2 separate regions of the Homo sapiens genome follow, and region 2 is linked to region 1. The links are chromatin loops, found by intact Hi-C in ENCODE. Cell type or tissue: PC-9. All regions are shown on one strand. Links, peaks and the distances in the headings refer to the core of each region. The heading gives the core; the rest is flanking DNA.

Evidence for each region. Peaks named below come from ENCODE experiments on the same cell type or tissue, not always from the same donor. Only the 100,000 strongest peaks of a DNase experiment are listed, where the experiment ranks them.
Region 2: a loop joins it to region 1, with 5 times the contacts of the local background. A loop is called at or near these places in 6 of 110 quality-filtered maps.

The regions. Positions count from the first base shown.
Region 1 is chr5:76,769,609-76,780,891 of GRCh38, forward strand. No RefSeq gene overlaps it. Among named protein-coding and RNA genes, the nearest start is that of F2RL1, 44 kb to the right of the region's middle. RefSeq lists enhancers at 3,252-3,751, 9,535-10,153. In PC-9, for the core only: CTCF peaks have their summits at 5,146 (motif pointing left) and 5,351; a DNase peak (open chromatin) is centred at 5,152.
Region 2 is chr5:76,332,004-76,343,286 of GRCh38, forward strand. It overlaps SV2C (synaptic vesicle glycoprotein 2C), which reads left to right. Exons shown (of 13, transcript NM_014979.4): 13 at 1-1,953. Among named protein-coding and RNA genes, the nearest start is that of SV2C-AS2, 26 kb to the left of the region's middle. RefSeq lists enhancers at 3,180-3,810, 4,443-5,073, 7,551-8,320 and a silencer at 6,045-6,270. In PC-9, for the core only: CTCF peaks have their summits at 2,587, 6,100 (motif pointing right) and 6,301; a DNase peak (open chromatin) is centred at 6,158.

The sequences.
Region 1 (11,283 bases), core at 1,399-9,398:
GGGAGAATCGCTTGAACACGGGAGGTGGAGGTATGGGAGGTGGAGGTTGTAGTCAGCCAAGATCACACACTGCACTCCAGCCTGGGCAACAGAGTGAGTGAGACTCCATCTCAAAAAAAAAAAAGAAGGCTGGGCACGGTGGCTCACGCCTGTAATCCTAGCACTTTGGGAGGCCGAGGCGGGCAGATCATGAGGTCAGGAGATCGAGACCATCCTGGCTAACACGCTGAAACCCCGTCTGTACTAAAAATACAAAAAATTAGCTGGGTGTGGTGGTGGTGGGCACCTGTAATCCCAGCTACTCAGGAGGCTGAGGCAGTAGAATGGCATAAACCAGGAGGCATAGGTTGCAGTGAGCCAAGATCGCGCCACTGCACTCCAGCCTGGGCGACAAAGCGAGACTCCGTCACAGAAAAAAAAAAAAAAAGTGGGCAAAGGACATGAATAGACATTTCTCAAAAGAAGATATACAAGCAGCCAACAAACATGAAAAAATAATGCTCAATATTACGAATAATCAGAGAAATGCAAATAAAAAGTGCAATGAGATACTATCTCACCCCAGTCAGAATGGCTATTATTAAAAAGTCATAAAATGGCCGTGCACAGTGGCTCACACCTGTAATCCCAACACTTTGGGAGGCAGAGGCGGGTGGATCACCTGAGGTCAGGAGTTCAAGACCAGCCTGACCAACATGGAAAACCCGTCTTTACTAAAAATACAAAATTAGCCGGGTGTGGTGGCACATGCCTGTGATCCCAGCTACACTGGAGGCTGAGGCAGGAGAATTGCTTGAACCTGGGAGGTGGAGGTTGTGGTGAGCTGAGATCACACCATTGCACCTCCAGCCTAGGCCACAAAAGCAAGACTCTGTCTTAAAAAAAAAAAAAAAAAAAAAATCCTAAAATAACAGATGCTTGCAAGGCTATGGAGAAAAGAGAATGCTTATACACTATTAGTGGGGATGTAAATTAGTTGTCACTATGGAAAAAAGTTTGGAGATTTCTCAAAGAACTTAGAACTACCATTCAACCCAGCAATCCCATTACTGGGTATACATCCAGAAGAAAATAAATCATTCTTCCGTAAAGACACATGCACTCGTATGTTCATCACACCATGATTCACAGTAGCAAAAACATGGACTCAACCTAGGTGCCCATCAACCGTGCACTGGATAATGAAAATGTGGTACAAATACACATATAGTATTGTGTATATGTGGTACATATATGATCTTATTCTTTTTTATATACACATATACTATGCAGCCATAAGAAAGAATGAGATCATGTCCTTTGCAGCAACATGGAGGAAGCTGAAGGTTATTATCCTAAGCGAATTAATACAGGAACAGAAAACCAAGTAACACATGCTCTCACTTATAAGTGTGAGCTAAACATTGGGTACACAAGGACATAAAGATAGGAACAATAGACGCTGGGAACTACTGGGTGGGAGGAGGTAGGGAGAGAGAAGGGTGAAAAAACGAACTACTGAGGCTGGGCGCAGTGGCTCACGCCTGTGATCCCAACACTTTGGGAGGCCTAGGCAGGCGGATCATCTGAGGTCAGGAGTTTGAGACCAGCCTGGCCAACATGGGGAAACCCCTTGTCTACTGAAAATACAAAAATTAGCCGGGCACCGTGGCGCGTGCCTTAGGCCCAGCTGCTTGGGAGGCTGAGGCAAGAGAATCGCTTAAGCCCAGGAGGCGGAGGTTGCAGTGAGCCGAGATTGTGCCACTGAACTCCAGCGTGGGTGACAGAGTGAGACTCTGTCTCAAAAACAACAACAACAACAACAACAACAACAAACACTATTGGGTACTACGCTCACTAACTGCATGAGGGGATCAATTGTACTCCAGACCTCAGCATCATGCACTATACCCTTGGAACAAACCTGCACACGTACTCCCTAAATCTAAAGTAAAAGTTGAAATGATATTAAAAAAAAAAGAAAAAGGGGCTGTGAATCATAATGACTTTGCTAATTGACATTATTTATTTCTGACTGGGGTTGCTCTCTACTTGCTGGTATAAATGCTTGTATCTGTCCTGCTCTTGGAAACTTGTTAGGAATAGGAATACTAATTTTTCTATACAGAGTACAGCTCCAGGAAGCTGTGGATTAATAAATGCTTGCTCTCAAAAATAATTTGGGCTGTAGCCTCTAACTTACAGTAAGTATAGCCCCTTTATATTCCTCTTTTTCACCTTTAACCACCAGTTAATATGTCAGTACTGTAACTCCAAATATTCAAAGAACCTAGTTAACTTTGCAAAACTGCTATGTAAACATGGTAGCAATAGTTTGTGTGTATTTAGCAAAACAGAGTTAAACACAGTACTTGTATTTATGAAAACAAATAAAAAGGCAAAAAAAAACCCCAACAACCTATATTTATATAAAACAGATTCCAATTCAAGAAGGTAAACTTAGCATGTAGGTTTGTCATTCTTCTTAAGATACTAATGAAGCGATAAAGAATTTAAAAGAGTATAAATCCATAGTCACAAAGATGATGAGGCATGATTTGGGCATCAGCAGTTGAGAGATTTCAACACATTTCTGGGAGATGAAAAGAGAACATGAATTGTAGACAGAGGGAGTGGAGTAGGGGGTTATGTGTGGGAGCAGACTCTGGAGGAGTGAGACTTCTCCGCCCAGACAGGGTGTGGACTGGAGTCTGCATGAGAGGAGAGGAAAACAGAGAAAGGGACTGAAAATAGGATGCTAAACACCGAGATTTTCAAAATGCTGTGGATAATTTTTTAGGACCTAGAATTCCTTATCATCTAAACCAGGTATCAAAAGTAAAGGCAGATAATGACATTTTCAAACTGCCAGGATTCAGCACGTTTACTTACTACATACTCTTTCTTAATGAAGTTCCTTGAGGATGCACTTCAATAAAAAAAAAAGGAGCGGGGAGTGGAGTGGGGGAGGAAATTGAGAAAGAAAAATATGAGGCAATGAAGAAACAAGCCAGGTTGAGAGCTATACAAATTATAACAAATGTCAGATGTCAGGCCGGGCTTGGTGGCTCACGCCTATAATCCCAGCACTTTGGGAGACTAAGGCAGGCAGATCGCTTGAGCCCAGGAGTTCGAGACAAGACTGGGCAACATGGTGAAACCCCATCTCTACCAAAAATACAAAAAAATTAGCCAGGTTGGTGGCGCACACCTGTAGTGCCAGCTGCTAGGGAGGCTGAAGTGGGAGGATCACATGAACTCGGGAAGTTGGGGCTGCAGTGAGCCAAGTCCAGCCTGGACAACAGAGACCCCATCTCAAAAAAACAAACAGGCCAGTTGCGTGGCTCACGCCTGTAAACCCAGCACTTTGGGAGGCCGAGGCGGGCAGATCATGAGGTGCAGTTCGAGACCAGCCTGGCCAACATAGTGAAACCCTGTCTCTTCCAAAAATACAAAAATTAGCTGGGCATGGTGGTGTGTGTTTGTAGTCCCAGCTACTGGGGAGGCTGAGGCAGGAGGAGTGCTTGAACCTGGGAGGCAGAGGTTGCAGTGACCCAAGATCGTGCCACTGCACTCCAGCCTGGGCGACAGAATGAGACTCAATCTCAAAAAAAAAAAAAAAAAAAAAAAAAAAAAGGAATGAAAAACACAAACGAGGGCCGGGTGTGGTGGCTCATGTGTGTAATCCCAGCACTTTGGGAGGCCGAGGCGGATGGATCACCTGAGATCAGGAGTTCAAGACCAGCCTAGCCAACATGGTGAAACCCCATCTCTACTAAAAATACAAAAAATTAGCTGGGCATGGTGGCGGGCGCCTGTAATTCCAGCTACTCAGGAGGCTGAGGCAGGAGAATCGCTTGAACCCGGGAGGCAGAGGTTGCAGTGAGCCGAAATTGCGCCACTGCACTCCAGCCTCTCCAGCCTGGGCAACAAGAGAAAAACTCCGTCTCAAAAAAAAAAAAAAAAAAAAAAGAAAGAAAGAAAAACACAAACGAATGTCTGTGGGCTGCAGGAATACTTACTTGCAAGAAGAAATATACTGGATTCCAGGCAATATATAAAGCAAGTAAGGAACTGAAAAAACAAAAACAAAAAACCAATCTGGAAGAATGTGGTGGCAAAAGCATGTTTCTTTCATTAAGAAAGGTAATGCCGCCTGGCGCAGTGGCTCACACCTGTAATCGCAGCACTTTGGGAAGCTGAGGCGGGCGGATCACCTGAGGTTGGGAGTTTGAGACCAGCCCTACCAAAATGGAGAAACCCCGTCTCTACTAAAAATACAAAATCAGCAGGGCGTGGTGGCGCATGCCTGTAATCCCAGCTACTCGGGATGCTGAGGCAGGAGAGTTGCTTGAACCCGGGAGGCGGAAGTTGCGGTGAGCCGAGATCACGCCATTGCATACCAGCCTGGGCAACAAGAGCTAAACTCCATCTCAAAAAAAAAAAGAAAAAGAAAGAAAGGTAATGCCTAAGCTGGGCGCGGTGTTCACGCCTGTAATCCCAGCACTTTGGGAGGCCGAGGCGGGTGGATCACGAGGTCAGGAGACTGAGACCATCCTGGCTAACACGGTGAAACCCCGTCTCTACTAAAAATACAAAAAATTAGCCGGGCGTGGTGGTGGGCGCCTGTAGTCCCAGCTACTTGGGAGGCTGAGGCAGGAGAATGGCGTGAACCCGGGAGGCGGAGCTTGCAGTTAGCTGAGATCGCGCCACTGCACTCCAGCCTGGGCGACAGAGCGAGACTCCGTCTCAAAAAAAAAAAAAAAAAAAAAAAAAAAAAAAGTAAAAAGTAAAATTTTAAAGAAAACAAATTTCCCAAGCATTTCTCAGTTTGCTTTTGAGAAATGATTACGGTCATTTCCTTTAAGTGGTTAGTTCAGTGAATTATAGCTTTTTGTTAATTTGATTTCACAGCACAGTTTTGAAAATCACCCCAAAAAGTACTGCATGGCTTGAGCTGGCTTTTAACAGAATAAAATTCAATTCTGCTTTGAAGTCTTTATGACCTCCTTTACAGAAATGGTGACATTGTGGGGTTCTGAGCGCACCCTGAAATCACAGGTCTTGTGTGACACTGTGAAAATTACCCAGAACCCTGGGCACCCACTCCTCCACTACGGAAGTCACCAATGCTGGCAAATAGCATAACGGGCTTGTGGCGCCCCCTACTGTCCACTAGGCAAACTGCATCACCTTCCTGAGCTACGTTCCAGGGTGAAGTTAAAAAAGAAATCTGCACTTGGAAAGACTGCATGAAGGCAGTGTCAGGCACGTGTATTTATTTACGTTCTTTAATCAATAGATATGATTTCCAAAATTATTTACATAACAATTTGGGAAATTTGAACGTAAGATGGATATTAGATGATTTGGGAATATTAAGTAATTTTCAAGCCTGGGACCGACACCTGTATGGGAGCTGAGGCAGGAGGGTCACTTAAGTGCAGAAGTTCGAGACAGACAACACAGTGAGGCACCGTCTCTACAAAAAGTTAAAAAAAAAATTAACCAGGTGTGGTGGCAGGTGTCTGGTCCCAGCTACGTAGGAGGCTGAGGTGGGAGGATTACTAGAGCCTAGAGGCCGAGGCTGCAGTGAGTGATGATTGTACCACTGTATATCAGCCTGGATCAGAGTGAGACTCTATCTCTAAATAAATAATGATAATTTTGTTTTGTTTTGTTTTTTTGAGATGGAGTCTTGCCCTGTTGCCCAGGCTGGAGTGCAGTGGCACGATCTCAGCTCACTGCAACCTCCACCTCCTGGGTTCAAGCAATTTTGTCTCAGCCTCCCAAGTAGCTGGGATTACAGGCCCACACCACCACACCTGGCTAATTTTTGTATTTTTAGTAGAGACAGGGTTTCGCCATGTTGGCCAGGCTGGTCTCAAACTCCTTACCTCAAGTGATCCAATCGCCTCGGCCTCCGAAAGTGCTGGGATTACAGGCATGAGCCACAGCTCTCGGCCAATGATAATAATTTTTAAAAAGCAAACTTCTACTAATGAATATCTACATAGAGTGTCCTTATTTTAAGAGATGCATGCTGAAGTTTTTAGGGATAAAATGTCATAATATCTGCAACCAACTGTCAAATGGCTTTAACTCTCATTCAGAGCGAAAGCCAAAGCCCTACGATGACCTACAAGGCCACGTTTAATCTTCACCACCCCTCTTCTCTGTCCTCATCTCCTCCTCCAATCCCTCCTTCTCCCAGCACCAGCCACACTGACCTTTTCAATCATCTGCATACTCTGGCCTCTTCACACCCACTTCCCTGGGCCCAAGATGCCCTTCTCATTAGAGTCTGCATTGCTGGCTCCCTCACTGCCTTCCTACCTCTCTTCAAGAGACTTCTTTTTTTTTTTTCCTTCTTTTTTTGTGAGACAGAGTCTTACTCTGTCACCCAGGCTGGAGGGCAGTGGCAGGATCACAGCTCACTGCAGCCTTGAACTCCTAGGCTCAAGCAGATCTTCCCACCTCAGCCTCCGAAGTAGCTGGGACTGCAGGCACCGGCCACCATGCCTGGCTAATGTTTTTATTTTTTGTACAGGTGGAATCTGCCCATGTTGCTCAGGCTGGTTTCAAAATCCTGGACAGGAGATCCTCCCGCCTCAACCTCCCCACATGTTGGGATTACAGGTGTGAGCCACCTTGTCCGGCCACAAAGATATCTTAGTGACACTTCCTGGCCACAGGCTAAAATTTAATCTACCACTTACCTGCGTTGTTTTCTCTTCTTCGCTCTTAATACAATTTAATGCACTAAAATTTCACTTATCTTTTTTATTGTCTGTGTTGCCCAAAACATCAGTTTACATAAAAGCTTTGATAGTGGTTGTGTTCATTGCTGTATCCACTGGACCTAAACTAGTAACCAGAATATACTTAAAACTCATCTTATATACAATGAGTGAAAAAATAAAAAGCAGTGTGTGGGCTCAAATTTTTACTCTTATAGTCAATTTGCAAATTTTGTTTTAGACTGTGGCATGTACAATGTGTGAAAGATGCCATCTGTTGATGATTGGCAGATTTGACTGGTTTGTGCTCTGAATTAAGAATAATTTACTTTTTCCAATATAAGCTTTAAGTTGAGCCTTTCTAAGTTAAAAAAAAAATCTTCCATCGTATGTCTTTTAGGTACCATTGACATCTTTCCAGGCTTTCACGACAAATTCAAAGGTCAGTGATGGCTATACACCCCCTGAGATGGGGTAGCCGGGTTATGGGTGATTTTTGTCTATCTTTAGTAAACATAAAATTTCACCCAAAATTGTTTCTAGAACAAACATAAATATAAGAGTAGGATATTAGGGCCAGGCGCAGTGGCTCATGCCTATAATCCTAGCACGTTGGGAGGCCGAGGTGGGCGGATCACTTGAGGTCAGGAGTTCAAGACCAGCCCTGCCATCATGGTGAAACCCCATCTCTACTAAAAATACAAAAATTAGCCGGGCGTGGAGGCGCGTGCCTGTAATCCCAGCTACTCGGGAGGCTGAGGCAGGAGAATTGCTTGAACCCGGGATGTGGAGGTTGCAGTGAGCCGATATTGTGCCATTGCACTCCAGCCTGGGGTATGACAGTGAAACACTGTTTCAAAAAAAAAAAAAAAAAAAAAAGGAGTAGGATGTTAGATAAGTTCAGGGATGATAAAGCCATAATGGGTTAACTAGGATGGGGGTTGATTCGTAAGCTTTGAGATCGACTTTTAGAATCAGGCATATAAATCCTGCTGGATTTGAATGCTGTGTAGGATAGAGCACAGGTCTGAAAAAATATGAAAATTCTAATATCTTTATGTACCTAAAACATAGCCTCTTGCGTTTTTTATTTTTATTTACTTATTTATTTTTGAGACAGAGTCTCGCTCTGTTGCCCAGGCTGGAGTGCAGTGGGACAATCTTAGCTTACTGCAACCTCTGCCTCCCAGGTTCAAGCGATTCTCCTGCCTCAACCTCCCAAATAGCTGGGATTACAGGTGCACGCCAGCAGACCCAGCTAATTTTTTGTATTTTTAGTAGAGACAGGGTTTCACTGTCTTAGCCAGGATCATCTCGATCTCCTGACCTTGTGATCCATCCACCTTGGCCTCCCAAAGTGCTGAGATTACAGGCGTGAGTCACGACACCCGGCCGCCTCTTGGGTTATTTTTAAAATCACAGAGACTAGGCTAGTATTCCTAGCAGCAGGTAGAAGGCAAACCCTGTCCATATGGACCTCTGGATGCTGACAAATAAAAATGCATCTCTTTATCAACCTTGTAAACCAGCCCCCTTCCCATTACTGTAGTTGGCTGAGATTCTCACACTGTGAGATCTCCATTCCATTTATTCATATTACTCATTTACCAAAAGTGTATTGGGCCCAAATTGTGTCAGGCAAACTGAAGAGAACAAAAATGAATATTACACAGTGTACAGAGAAATTATGTTTTAAATTTATTAGAACTCGAATTGCAAAAAGAATCAGTAAGGTTGTCCTTGGTGCCATGGTTAACAGTCCTTTCAGATAAAGATCAGATACTTCCAAGTTCAGTTAAAACTTACTTTCGGCTGGGCCCAGTGGCTCACGCCTGTAATCCCAGCACTTTGGGAGGCCAAGGCAGATGGATCACTTGAGGTCAGGAGTTTGAGACCAGCCTGGCCAACGTGGTGAAACTCCATCTCTACTAAAAATACAAAAATTAGTCAGTCATGGTGGCAGGCATCTGTAATCCCAGCCACTCAGGAGGCTGAGGTGGGAGGATTGCTTGAGTCCGGGAGGTGGAGGTTGCAGTGAGCTGAGATTGCACCATTCCACTCCAGCCTGGGCGACAGAGCAAGACTCTGTCTGAAAAAAATAATAAATTAATTTCAAAAAAAAAAAAAAAATATATATATATATATATATATATATATATCAGAAATAGAGCATACAATGCAGTTCTGTAATTTGCACTTAATATATTGTGAGCATATATGCACATTCATAACTACATATCATTAAAAAGTAATTACTCAGGCTGGGCGTGGTGGCTCACGCCTGTAATCCCAGTACTTTGGGAGGCTGAGGCGGGAGGATCACTTGAGGTCAGGAGTCCGAGACCGGCCTGACCAACATAATGAAACCCTGTCTCTACTAAAATACAAAATTAGTCAGGCCTGGTGGCGCATTCCTGTAATCCCAGCTACTTGGGAGGCTGAGGCAGGAGAATCACTTGAACCCAGGAGGTGGAGGTTGCAGTGAACCAATATCGCACCATTGAACTCCAGTCTGCGCAGCAAGAGCAAAATTCATCTAAAAAAAAAAAAGTAAGTAATTACTCTTGAATTGTTTAACTATTGAAAACTCCTAGTTTCTAAGGGATATCAGCACATGAGTTCCCACCTCTGTTATCCAGGCCATATAAATATCATTGATTGTACACCCATAGACAAAATAGAAAGCAAAACAAAAACAAAAATGAGGAAGTCATAGAAGAGGGTAGTAACATTTTAGCCAGAGAAAAACTACTCTAAATGGAGGAAGTCAGAAAATAAGGCAATCAGCATCATATTGCAAATGCAATGGAGAGGTAAGGTCATGTTACAATGTAGCCTACTAAAGAAAAACAAAACAAGCAAAACAAAACCCCTGAAGTTGAAGATGTGGTTCGTTTATTTATTTATTTATTTATTTATTTATTTATTTATTTATTTATTTATTTTGAGACAGAGTCTCGCTCTGTCGCCCAGGCTGGAGTGCAGTGGCGCGATTTCGGCTCACTGCAAGCTCTGCCTCCCGGGTTCCCCCATCTTGGTTGGTTGACCGCATAACAATGAATCCATCACAGAGCCCTTAAACGGGCCAGTTTGGATAACCAGCAGGTGTTTTGAAAAGCTACTGATTTAGGCCAAATTAGAAGGAGGGGCAATGGGTTGCCTTGGAGAAGCAAACAGGGGCGGCAGACTGAACTGTAAATCACTCTCGGCTCTGGGCTCTCTTTCTTTTTTCCTCTTTCCCATATGGGCTTCCAACCCTGGGAGCCATTTTTAGGGTGAACAAAGGTATCTGTGGAATGTTCATTTGTTTCTATTATTTGCCACAAGCAGTCTTTGTTGTTTTTTTTTTTAACTTGAATACTTAACACTCCCTCTTAAAACCAGGACTCAGTATAAAAACTATGCTTCACACTGTTTGCAAGAGCCAAACATTGGACACTCAAATGTCCATTAAAAATAGGATGGGGGCTGGGCTCAGTGGCTTATGCCTGTAATCCTAACACTTTTGGAGGCTGAGGCAGGTGGATCGCTTGAGCTCAGGAGTTGGAGACCAGCTTGGGCAACACAGCAAAACTCTGACTCTACAAAAAATGCATAAGTTAGCTGGGCATGGTAGTGTGCACCTGTAGTCCCAGCTACTCAGGAGGCTGAGGCAGGAGAATCACTTGAGCCAGGGAGGTTGAGGCTACACTGAGCCATGATCACATCACGACACTCCAACCAGGGTGATGAAGTAAGATCCTCTCTCAAAAACAACAAACAAAAATATGGGACCAGGTGTGGTTGCTCATTGTAATCCCAGCACTTTGGGAGGCCGAGGCAGGAGGACTACTTGAGCCCAGGAGTTAAAGACCAGCCTGGGCAACACAGGGAGATCCCGTATCTACAAAAAATAATAAATTAGCTGGGCATGGCTGGGTGCAGTGGGTCACGCCTGTAATCCCAGCACTTTGGGAGGCCAAGGAAGGCAGATCACAAGGTCAGGAGATCGAGACCATCCTGGCCAACATGGTGAAACCCCGTCTCTACTAAAAATACAAAAATTAGCTGGGCATGGTGGTGTGTGCCTGTAATCCCAGCTACTTGGCAGGTTGAAGCAGGAGAATCCCTTGAACCAGGGCGTCGGATGTTGCAGTGAGCTGAGATGGCACCATTGTACTCTAGCCTGGTGACAGAGCGAGACTCCATCTAAAAAAAAAAAAAAAAAAATTAGCTGGGCATGGTAGCAGGTGACTATAGTGACTATAGTCCCAGCTACTCTGGAGAATGAGGTGGGGGAATTGCTTGAACCCAGGAGGTTGAGGCTGCATTGAGCTGAGATTGTGCCACTACACTCCAGCCTGGGCAACAGAGTGAAACTCTGTTTCAAAAAAAAAAAAAAAAAAAGATATGGATAGGGCTGGTCATGACGGCCTACACTCGTAATCCCAGTGCTTTGGGAGGCCACCACGGAAGGATCACCTGAGGCCAGGAGTTTGAAGTTCCAGTGATCTATGATTGTTAGAGGCCTTTGAACTAGAGCAACTCCATCTTCAGTAGGGGCTGGGTAAAATAAGGCTGAGTC
Region 2 (11,283 bases), core at 1,794-9,793, 440 kb before region 1:
GGATGTTCCTACCTGGGTTCTTGAGATTCATTGGCTAGTGGAGGTAGATGGTACTCTCCATGTCTGCAGAAGATTCCCCACTTGGTGCTGAAGGCTAGGTGCCTTCCAGTCAGGTCTGAATGCTGAAATTGCTGAGATTGTCCACTCTCTGCCTACTTTATTGCATTCATGCTCCCCTTAGATCCAAGAGTGCCCAGGACTAGGAGCAGAAAGCAGTTTTCAACCCTTTGTTCAGACTCAGACGGGTTTCAACTCAAGCGGGTAATCTACCCCAGCAGCAGGGGTGCAAAGTCCAAAACAGCTTTGTGGTGCCTGGGGAGTGACTAGGCAGCCTGCTCACAGGGGCTGGAGTCATCTAAAGCTAGTGATGAGCTGGAATAGCTTTGAACCGGTTCATCCGAACTGATTGTTAAACTTTCAGAACTTTTGAGAGTCAGTTGAGAAACATAGCTATTACTAAAAAATTAAATAAGATTAGATAAATTATAGCTAAAAGCAAAGGCAACATATAGTCAAAGCTCATCACTTTCTACTTATTTTACTACATTTTACCATTATCTGTGCCCATGAGGTAATGTATGCCTATTATGTCTGTATGGTAGAAATACTGTATACAGGTATACTACTACACACACCTTCCCAAGTGACAGTATTTTTGTAGTTTGAGATCAGCTATAGTGGTGGTATTTATACCATGGAAAGCAACAAAGCCATGGAAAGCAACAAAGCCATGCAAATCAGACTCCTCCTAACCCCTAAGACAGTTGTTAAACATTTGCCAGCATACCACCATCTAAAGCCCTAAAGAATGCTTGGCCTCCCACTGCATAGACACAGGCCACATCACATTGAGTATCATGGATTTATGGGTCAGCATTGCCCCTAAGTCCAAGGAAGGGGAAAGACTTAGCAAGCTCAACCTCATGTGATTCACAAAGGGTTTCTTTCTGCATTTGTATTGACTCAGAATAGGACCCAGTACAGAGAATCCACTGTTATCTATGGGTGTCATTCCTTCAGAAAGAATGTACAGTAAAATTGGCTATTTCATGCTATGCAAACAAAATGAAACTAGTTTGAAGTTGCAAAGTGTCTCCCCTCTTGCGCCCACGTAGTCATCCAAGAAGGAAACTCCTTTCTTGCCTTGATATTCACCAGGCCTACCTAGATAGAACTTGACAAATTGGCCTAACTTCATCTCCGCTGCTATTGTTATATATTTGCTTTACTGAATCTATGTCCTATGTCAGTCAGAAGAAAAAAGAAATGTCTTTTTTAATATACACTTTCTTAGCATCCATGCAGTTATGTATCCTCATCCTGATCCAGGAACATATTGAACAGATCATATGTCTTTTGTTACTATCTAGATACACTAAATAACATGATAGAAGAGTTTTCTCTTTCAGGTGAACTTCCATTTTGAACATATGCTAAACGTACTATCCACTGTCTATTTTAATGAGATCTTGGCAATGGTCCTGTCGGTTTTGGTGTTTGGATTGTTTGGCTTTGTTTTCCTTTTTTATTCTTCCTGTTTTTAATGCTGTGTAAGATCTCCTGCTATGAATGTTCCAGTTACCCCTATTGTACTGTATATACGTGTGCTGCATGTGTAAATTCTGTTTCAGGTTTTGGAGTTTTCATCTTAAGTACAGCTGGTCCTGTTGTGAACTCATCTTTCCTGTATGCTCCTCTGTGTCTGATTTCCAATTGCCAAAATGTTTGACCAAATGTGTTTTGACAAATATCCCGAGACAGCCATGCGTATCCTTGTGAAAGGGCATGCTCCATGTGGGATGGCTCGTGTACAGCATAAATCTATCAAACTTGGAATTGTGTATACATTTATATGCCAGATAACTAACATTCATGTAACAGCTGCAAAGATATTTAGTGTATATCAGATTAATAAAAGAGCATTTTTTTTTTGCTCCATTATATTCAAATACAGATTGCTGTGTGACTGGCTTCCCTTCTAAGCATGAATTGACCCTTCAAAAAATGAGCACTTTTTTAATGTCCTTAGGTATAGAGAAAACCTGTTTCTCCAATTCAGGTTTATTTGAATTGTTTCTGTGGGCTGGTGTCATGGGTATTGATGTGTTGTTGATCTTACGTGAGTATTTTCCAACTGTTAGCCAGGACCAGTGGGAAGAATATGTTCGTGGGGGAGTTTGTGGCAAAGCAGATGCTTGTGTTCTTTTGCCCTAGAGTAGGAATAGCAAACAGATTTTTATTTAGCATATTAAATCCACTTGATTGGTAGTAGCTGCTTGGAACAGTGGTTTAAGAACAATGAGAAAAAGTGCTATACTTTAGGGAATTCACATTGGAGGCAGAAACAGACTTAAATGCCACATATTTGCTATCCCCAAAAGAGTTCCCGTGACTGCATTTAACAGAAGACACAAGTCTTCTTTTATTCTTTTATTCCTTTAATTTCCTAATAAACTGTCTTTACTAACAAAGAGGATGGGGCCATCCCAAGGTTGGTTCTGATGTGGCTTGATAACATCATTGGAGACCCAGATTCTTTTTCCATCTTTTAGATCAGCCATCCTCATCATACTGGCTTTTGTCCCCCTATGGGCATGAGATGGTGGCTGCAACTCTAAGCATCACATCTTCACACATCTAAGCGCCAGAAGGAGAACTAGTCCCTCTTTTTGACCCCTTTTTAAGATCAAGGAGAACATTCTCGGAATCCTCCAGCAGACTCCCCATTATGTCTCATTGGCTGGATTTGCATCATCTGCCAACTCCTAAACCAATCACGAGCAAGAGGAACATAATTACCATAACTGGCTTAGACTAATCAAGAGTCACCTCTCCCCCTATAGCTGTAAGGGGCCCAGTCTCTCCTGAAGCACATGGCTCCTGACTGCCTGAACAAAATGGGGGGTTTGTAAGCAAGGAAAAAGGCAGGTAACTGCTGGGTAAGCAAGCAACAGTGGGCTGTGTCTGAGCTCTAGAACCATGCTGTCTAATATGATAGCCACATGTAGCTATTTATATTTAAACTTAACTAAAACCAAGAATTCAGTTCCTTAGTTACACTTAGCCACATTTCAGATGCTTGATTGCCACATGTGACCAGAGGCTACCATATTGAACACTGAAAACATAGAATATCCCATCATCACCAAAAGTGCTACTGGCTAGTGCTATCCTACTAGTTGTGCATTCACACCCCTCTGCAGGCTGTTCCTTCTCTTGGAACCAGCTCTCACTTCTTCCAGGTTCTCTCCCCCAGCTAGATCCTCCTTCTTTGCTGTAGCAATTTCTTTCCCCCTTTTCTGATACCCAGCCCATCGCTCTATATAGATCTTAACCCTTTGTCCAGCTTTCCACTCCTCCAGATGTAGGCCCTATTCCTTATTTAAGAAAAGCTACAGTCACACATTTTCCTTTTTTTTTTTTTTTTTTTTTTTTTTATTGATCATTCTTGGGTGTTTCTCACAGAGGGGGATTTGGCAGGGTCATAGGACAATAGTGGAGGGAAGGTCAGCAGATAAACAAGTGAACAAAGGTCTCTGGTTTTCCTAGGCAGAGGACCCTGCGGCCCTCCGCAGTGTTTGTGTCCCTGGGTGCTTGAGATTAGGGAGTGGTGATGACTCTTAACGAGCATGCTGCCTTCAAGCATCTGTTTAACAAAGCACATCTTGCACCACCCTTAATCCATTTAACCCTGAGTGGACACAGCACATGTTTCAGAGAGCACAGGGTTGGGGGTAGGGTCACAGATCAACAGGATCACAAGGCAGAAGAATTTTTCTTAGTACAGAACAAAATGAAAAGTCTCCCGTGTCTACCTCTTTCTACACAGACATGGCAACCATCCGATTTCTCAATCCTTTCTCGGCCTTTCCCCCCTTTCTATTCCACAAAACTGCCATTGTCATCATGGCCCGTTCTCAATGAGCTGTTGGGTACACCTCCCAGACAGGGTGGTGGCTGGGCAGAGGGGCTCCTCACTTCCCAGTAGGGGCGGCCGGGCAGAGGCGCCCCTCACCTCCCGGAGGGGGCGGCTAGCCGGGCGGGGGGCTGACCCCCCCACCTCCCTCCCGGACGGGGCGGCTGGCCGGGCGGGGGTCTGACCCCCCCCACCTCCCTCCCGGACGGGGCGGCTGGCCTGGCGGGGGCTGACCCCCACCTCCCTCCCGGATGGGGTGGCTGCCGGGCAGAGACGCTCCTCACTTCCCAGACGGGGTGGCTGCCGGGCGGAGGGGCTCCTCACTTCTCATATGGGGCGGCTGCCAGGCGGAGGGTCTCCCCACCTCTCAGACGGGGCGGCCGGGCAGAGACGCTCCTCACCTCCCAGAGGGGATGGCGGCTGGGAAGAGGCGCTCCTCACTTCCTAGATGGGATGGCGGCCTGGCAGAGACGCTCCTCACCCTCCAGACTGGGCAGCCAGGCAGAGGGGCTCCCCACGTCCCAGACGATGGGCGGCCAGGCAGAGACGCTCCCCACTTCCCAGATGGGGTGGCGGCCAGGCAGAGGCTGCAATCTCGGCACCCCGGGAGGCCAAGGCAGGCGGCTGGGAGGTGGAGGCCGCAGTGAGCCGAGACCACGCCACTGCACTCCAGCCTGGGCACCACCGAGCACCAAGTGAACCAGACTCCGTCCGCAATCCCGGCACCACTGGAGGCCGAGGCCGGCGGACCACTCGCAGTTAGGAGCTGGAGACCAGCCCGGCCAACACAGCGAAACCCCGTCTCCACCAAAAAAACACAAAAACCAGTCAGGCGTGGCACACATTTTCCTTTCTTTCCTGCTTCATGATCAGGCTGTTGAATGAGGGAGAAAAGAAAAGTCCACAGGCTTCAAAACCCCTAGTGTATCAGGGATGATGGCAAGTACAGGAATTCACCAGAGGATGCTGGGGTGCAGATAACTTTAGCAAAAGTCATTGCGAGTTCTGAAGGAAACAACAGGCCTGGCATGGACCAGTGGCTCCAAAGCCCCAAATGTGAAATTCCTAATAATCAGTGTGTTAAAACAAGGCAACATAAGTCTTGAGGTATACCTTTTCCTGCTTGTTGATATCTGATGCAATGAAGTTGCTATCATTATCTGTATTGTTTGCTAGGGCTGCTGTAACAAAATACCACAGACTGGGTGGCTTAAGCAACCAAATTTCTTTTCTTACAGATCTGGAGACCAGAAGTCTGAGATCCAAGTGTCAGGGAGGGTTGGGTTTTTCTCAGGACTCTCTCCTTGGCTTGTGCATGGCCATCTTCTCTCTGTGTCTTCAGATAGTCTTCCCTCTTTACATATCTGTGTCCTAATTTCCCTTTCTTATAAGGAAACCAGTCATGCTGGATTAGGAGGTAGTCCAACCCCATCCAGTACCTATACTAATGACTTCTTTTCAACTCGAATACCTCCTTAAAGACCCTATCTCCAAACTCAATCACATTCTGAGGCACTGCGGGGTTGGGACTTCAACATACGAATTTGGGAAGAAGACAATTCAGCCCAATTCAGCATTGTCCCAAATACTACCTATTTGATTATGTATGTATACTGTATACTGTGTATAGAAGTTTGCTGTGTATATATTGTTATAGAAGGGAATGGAATGTGCCTATGGTCTGATGGGCAGGTAGCATGGGCTGTGTGCATGCATTCACACCTGTGCATGCTGTTCATTCAGAGGGGATGATAAAGACAGGCTGAGGAACAAGGGTCCTGCACTCATAAGCCAGAAACAGATAATTCTGGGGGAGACCTCAGGGCAGCCTGGCTAGGCTACTCTGAGAACTGTGGTTATTTGCCTCCCTCTGTCTCTCCATTTATTAGAATTCCAGATGAGAATGTGCTCTCTCTGCACAGTAATTTAAAAAAAAACTTGGAGTCAGTAGGCACATCCTTCCTCTCCCTACACCACAGCCTCTGAACAAAGCAGCCTTCTCTGTGAGCCTGTCCCCAGGGGAAGCTTCCTCCAAGACAGTGACCAGCTTGAGCCCTGGTGGCTCCAAGGGGAGCCAGGGGCAGCAGCATGCCTGGAGTTGGATAAGACCATGCCACCTACTGCTACTGCAATCCCTTTGTTCGGTGGGGAGAGCAAATGCATCATCCTCTCCTGTAATTTGCAGTCCAGACACCAGGTGGAGAAATGAAAACCACAAAAGGAGACACATTCTTGAAGGAAAGCCAGGCTCCTGCCCTGCAGCCACTGGAACTCCCTGGGGCCAGAATGAAGTAGATAGGACAGGATAAGCTCCAACCTTGACTCCAAGTGCACCAGCAGTCACCTGCCTTCAGCCATATTTCTGCCTCCTCTACTCCAGAGCTCTCAGGGAGGCTGAACAGACAGCACCTGAAGCAGCTCCACTCCCTAACATCTGCTTCCTCACCTTCAAGGTGGCACCAAAAATGCCCTTTGGACTGAGATTTCCAAGGAAACTGCATCAGCAAATTCAGGTTTGGGTGGGGCTATAAGGAAAGCCACCATACATTACAAAGGGCTAAGTGATGTATAAGTTGCCCCACCCCTTTTGCTCTTTGCAAACATTGGACATATCCCACCCCCACTGCAGTCTGCTGCTGCTAACCCTCTCTGAGGGGCTTTGCTGTGCTATTGCCCCCTCTTCAGCCTCCCACCTTCAGTAGAAGACAACCATAGTATTTTCTTTTTCTTTTTCTTTTTCTTTTTTTTTTTTTTTTGAGACAGATTCTCACTCTGTCACCCAGGCTGGAGTGCAAAGACACGATCTTGGCTCACTGCAACCTCCACCTCCTGGGTTCAAGCGATTCTCCCACCTCAGCCTCCCGAGTAGCTGGGATTACAGGCACCTGCCATTATGCTTGGCTAATTTTTATATTTTTGTTGAGATGGGGTTTCACCATGTTGGTCAGGCTGGTCTTGAACTCCTGACCTCAGGTGATCCAACCGCCTCGGCCTCCCAAGTGCTGAGATGACAGGTGTGAGCCACCGCTCCCGGCTTACAGTACTTTCTAAAGTACCCTCAGGCTTGGGCATTTCTCTTTCCAAACTGAGGACTGGAAGCTTCCGAGGCAGACACTGTGTCACCATTGCTAAGAGCATGAGTTTGAGCAGGGTCACCTCAAGGTTTGGGAAGACGGGTCCTCTTTAAGAAAAATAATACAAAATTACAAACACAAAATTAACGTAAAAGTAACTAGAATGAGAAAAGAGGTCCTCACAATTTACGCATTTTAAAAAAACTGATAAATTCACAAATTTTAACAAAATCCAGAAAAATAACAATCCTTTTTATTAACTGCCTGACACATTTCTATAAATTATTTTTCTATATTTTTTCAGTGCATATTCTTTGATTGCCTCTTCATTTTCATATGGCAACAGTTTTGTGATATCATTGCCTATATAGAGAATAGAAAGATAAAAACTGGTTGTGATTAGTAATAGTTGTTTGGTTTTTTTTAAGATTTCTCATTTCAATGGGCATGGTGGCTCACGCCTATAATCCCAGCACTTTGGGAGGCCAAGGCGGGCGGATCACGAGGTCAGGAGATCGAGACCATCCTGGCTAACAAGGTGAAACTCTGTCTCTACTAAAAATACAAAAAATTAACTGGGTGTGGTGGTGGGCACCTGTAGTCCCAGCTACTCAGGAGGATGAGGCAGGAGAATGGCGTGAACCTGGGAGGCGGAGCTTGCAGTGAGCCAAGATTGTGCCACTGCACTCCAGCCTGGGCGACAGAGTGAGACTCTGTCTCAAAAAAAAAAAAAAAGAAAAAAAAGATTTCTCATTTCTCCTCCACTTCCCACATACTCTCTGTGCTGAAGACACAGGCCACATTCAGTTTTGTAGTCCAGCGTCTGGCTTTGTCAGAGGCGTTTAAACCAGAGCAACTCCATCTTGAATAGGGGCTGGGTAAATGAGGCTGAGACCTATTGGGCTGCATTCCCAGGAGGTTAAGGCATTCTAAGTCACAGGATGAGATAGGAGGCTGACAGAAGATACAGGTCATAAAGACCTTGCTGATAAAACAGGTTGCAGTTAAAGTAGCTGGCCAAAACCCACCAAAACCGAGATGGTGAGGAAAGTGACCTCTGATCATCCTCAGTGCTCATTATACACTAATCATAATTCATTAGCATGCAGAAAGACACTCCCTCCAGCGCCATGACAGTTTACAAATGCAATGGCAATATCAAGAATTTACCCTATATGGTCTAAAAGGGGGAGGAACCCTCAGTTACAGGAATTGTCCACCCCTTTCCCAGAAAACTAATGAATAATCCACCCCTTGTTTAGCATATAAGTAAGAAATAACTATACGTATCCTTAGTCCAGCAGCCCAAGCTGCTGCTCTTCCTATGGAGTAGTCATTCTTTTATTCCTTTAATTTCCTAATAAACTTGTCTTCACTTTACTGCATGGACTCACCCCTAATTCTTGTGTGAGGTCCAAGAACCCTCTCTTGGGGTCTGATTGGGATCCCTTTCTGTTAACAGTTCTGTACATCAAGTCAGGACACAGGCATGTGGGCACAGTGGGCAGCAGGATATTCCAGGAAGTCATCCTGCAGTGGGACAGCTAGCAATAACTTAATCTCAGAAGGGACTGCAAGGCACACTAATATATCCCACCAACTCAAACTGAAGATATCCCAACTCAGATTCCTCTTAGCCTATCCGCAAAATGCCCAGCTCCACCCAACACTGGAGGAAATTGGAGAAAAGCAAGGCAGAATGGAAAGAAACAGTAGTTTTAACTGAGTAAGGAAACAAACTACTAAGATTGCAAATTTTCTAGTTTTGCAAATTTTTAAAATTTTTTATTATTTTTCATAGAGACGAGGTCTTGGTATGTTGTCCAGGCTGGTCTCGAACTCCTAGGCTCCAGCTATCCTCCTGCCTCAGCCTTCCAAAGTACTGGGATTACAGTCATGAGTCACTGTGCACCTGGCCTAGTTTTACAAAATTTTTTTTTTTTTTTTTTTTTCCGAGATGGAGTTTCACTCTTGTCGCCCAGGCTGGAGTGCACTAGTGCAATCTCGGCTCACTGCATCTTCTGCCTCCCAGGTTCAAGCGATTCTCCTGCCTCAGCCTCCCGAGTAGCTGGGATTTCAAGTGCCCACCACCATGCCTAGCTAATTTTTATATTTTTAGTACAGACGGGTTTTCACCATGTTGGCCAGGCTTGTCTCAAACTCCTGACCTCAGGTGATCCACCCACCTCGGCCTCCCAAAGTGCTGGGATTACAGATGTGAGCCACCGTGCCCAGCCACAGATTTTTAAAAATTATATGACCAGCCACACATGGTGGCTCACACCTGTAATCCCAAAACTCTAGGGGGCCAAGGCAGGTGGATTGCTTGAGCCCAGGAGTTCAAGACCAGCCTGAACAGCATCCATCTCTACAAGAAACATGAAACAAAAAAACAACAACAAAAACACATATGACCATGTGAACACATTGCTAGGATCCACTTAGCACTTGGGAAGGGACTTATGCAAATGGAGGTGCCGGGGCTTAAGTCTCAGTAGCTTCATAGTAAACATTTCTCTGAGCTTTACAGTCAGACAATATGGGTTTGAGTCCTGACTTGGCCACTTAGCAGTGATGTGATGCATTGAGAAAGCAAAAATTAGTTTTTCCAAGCATTCATTTCTGCAACTGTGAATTAGAAATGATGATAGTTTGTATTTCACTGGGGTTTATAAGGATTGAGAAAATGTATATAAAAGGTTCAGCAATGTGCCTGACACACAAATTCTCACTAAATCATAGCCGCTGTGATTAGCACTACTGGCTCACATCTGCTCCTGGAGGCAGATCTACACTTCCTTTCACTATGAGGATATTGGCATGTGGTGATCATGGGAGCCAGATCCCCTTGGGGTGCCGAAATGGGGTGGTGGGGAGGGGGTGGAACCTTGGCATTGCCTAACTCTCACAAGACTTTTTGCAGGACCGAATAATTCCTAGCTTCTATTATCATAGGCATGCATAGCAGGTACCTAGGCCTGTGGTGACCCCGGCAGCAACTCCAAGTGACTTACCCACATACCCCAAACCCTGCTGTGATTCTGCTTCCCACAAAAGCAGCCTGCACAGGGCCCTTCTCAGTGCACAGATGTCCAGCTCCATGGGAGGGCCTCTGGCAGCCAGAAAGAGGAGGAAGGAGAGAAGGAAGGGGAAGTGGTCATGCATATACGGGGACCTTACCAACTCCTGCAGGCCGTGAGTACACAGTACAGAGCCTGGCAGACCTGACACAACTCGTCAAGGCTGCCTTTCCCCTGCTACCCAAGGCTTTGCCATTCATCTTGTCAGATCAGAGAAGCTACAGGCACAGAATGTTTGTCCAAGGCTCTGAGTCTTTTCCAGGTGCAGCCTCAGCAAATCACACCAGGAGAAGGAGTCCTGCTTCCTCAGGACTAAAAAGAAGACCAAAGAGCAACTGTTCACAGCAGGCCAAGTTTACAAAACGGTGGTGGAGAAAATGAATAATTTACGAGGATGAATGCAAGGCCATGTGAAGTGATCTCTATACACACAGGAAGGTACCACAGGAAGCCAACAGTGAATGTCTGGAGCCCAACACTGTGCCAGGCCCCACAGGGCACACTCTGGAGCTGGTAAAGGTGGAGCAGCACTGCCAGGAGTTGGGAGCTCAGTCTCTAGACTCACACAGACCTGAGCTCACACCTAAGTTCTCCACTTGTAAGCTGTGTGGCCCAGGACAAGTTCATTAACCTCTCTGGGCCTCAATTCCTCATCTGTAAAACGAGGATACTTATTTGGGATATTCTTGTTTGAAAGGATTGAATAATATAATCCAAGTGCTTAAAACACACACTCAGTCTTTTATTGCATACATTTAATGTGTACAACATGGTATGTTGGTATACATAGAACACATTGTCTCTCTCTCTCTCTTTTTTTTTTTTTTTTGATAGAGATGGGGATCTTGCTATGTTTCCCAGGCTGGTCTCGAACTCCTGACCCCAAGCAATCCTCCTGCCTCAGCCTCCCAAAATGCTGAGATTATAGGCGTGAGGCACCGCACCTGGCCCACATTCTCTTAATGATGTATTTTGATGCACAGAAGTTCCTAATTGTAATGTAGTCTAAGTTATCAACCTCTCCGTTTAGGTCAGTGCTTTGATTTCTGTCTACTTCAGGGTCAGGAAGACATTCTCCTCACCTAGCAGCTTTATTGTTTTTCATTTCACATTTAGATCTACATTCAGCTGGAATTCATTTTTGTGTATCTTTAGTAGTCATCAGAAGATCAAAAGACATCATTAAAGGAGTAAAAAGGCAAGCCTCAGAGTT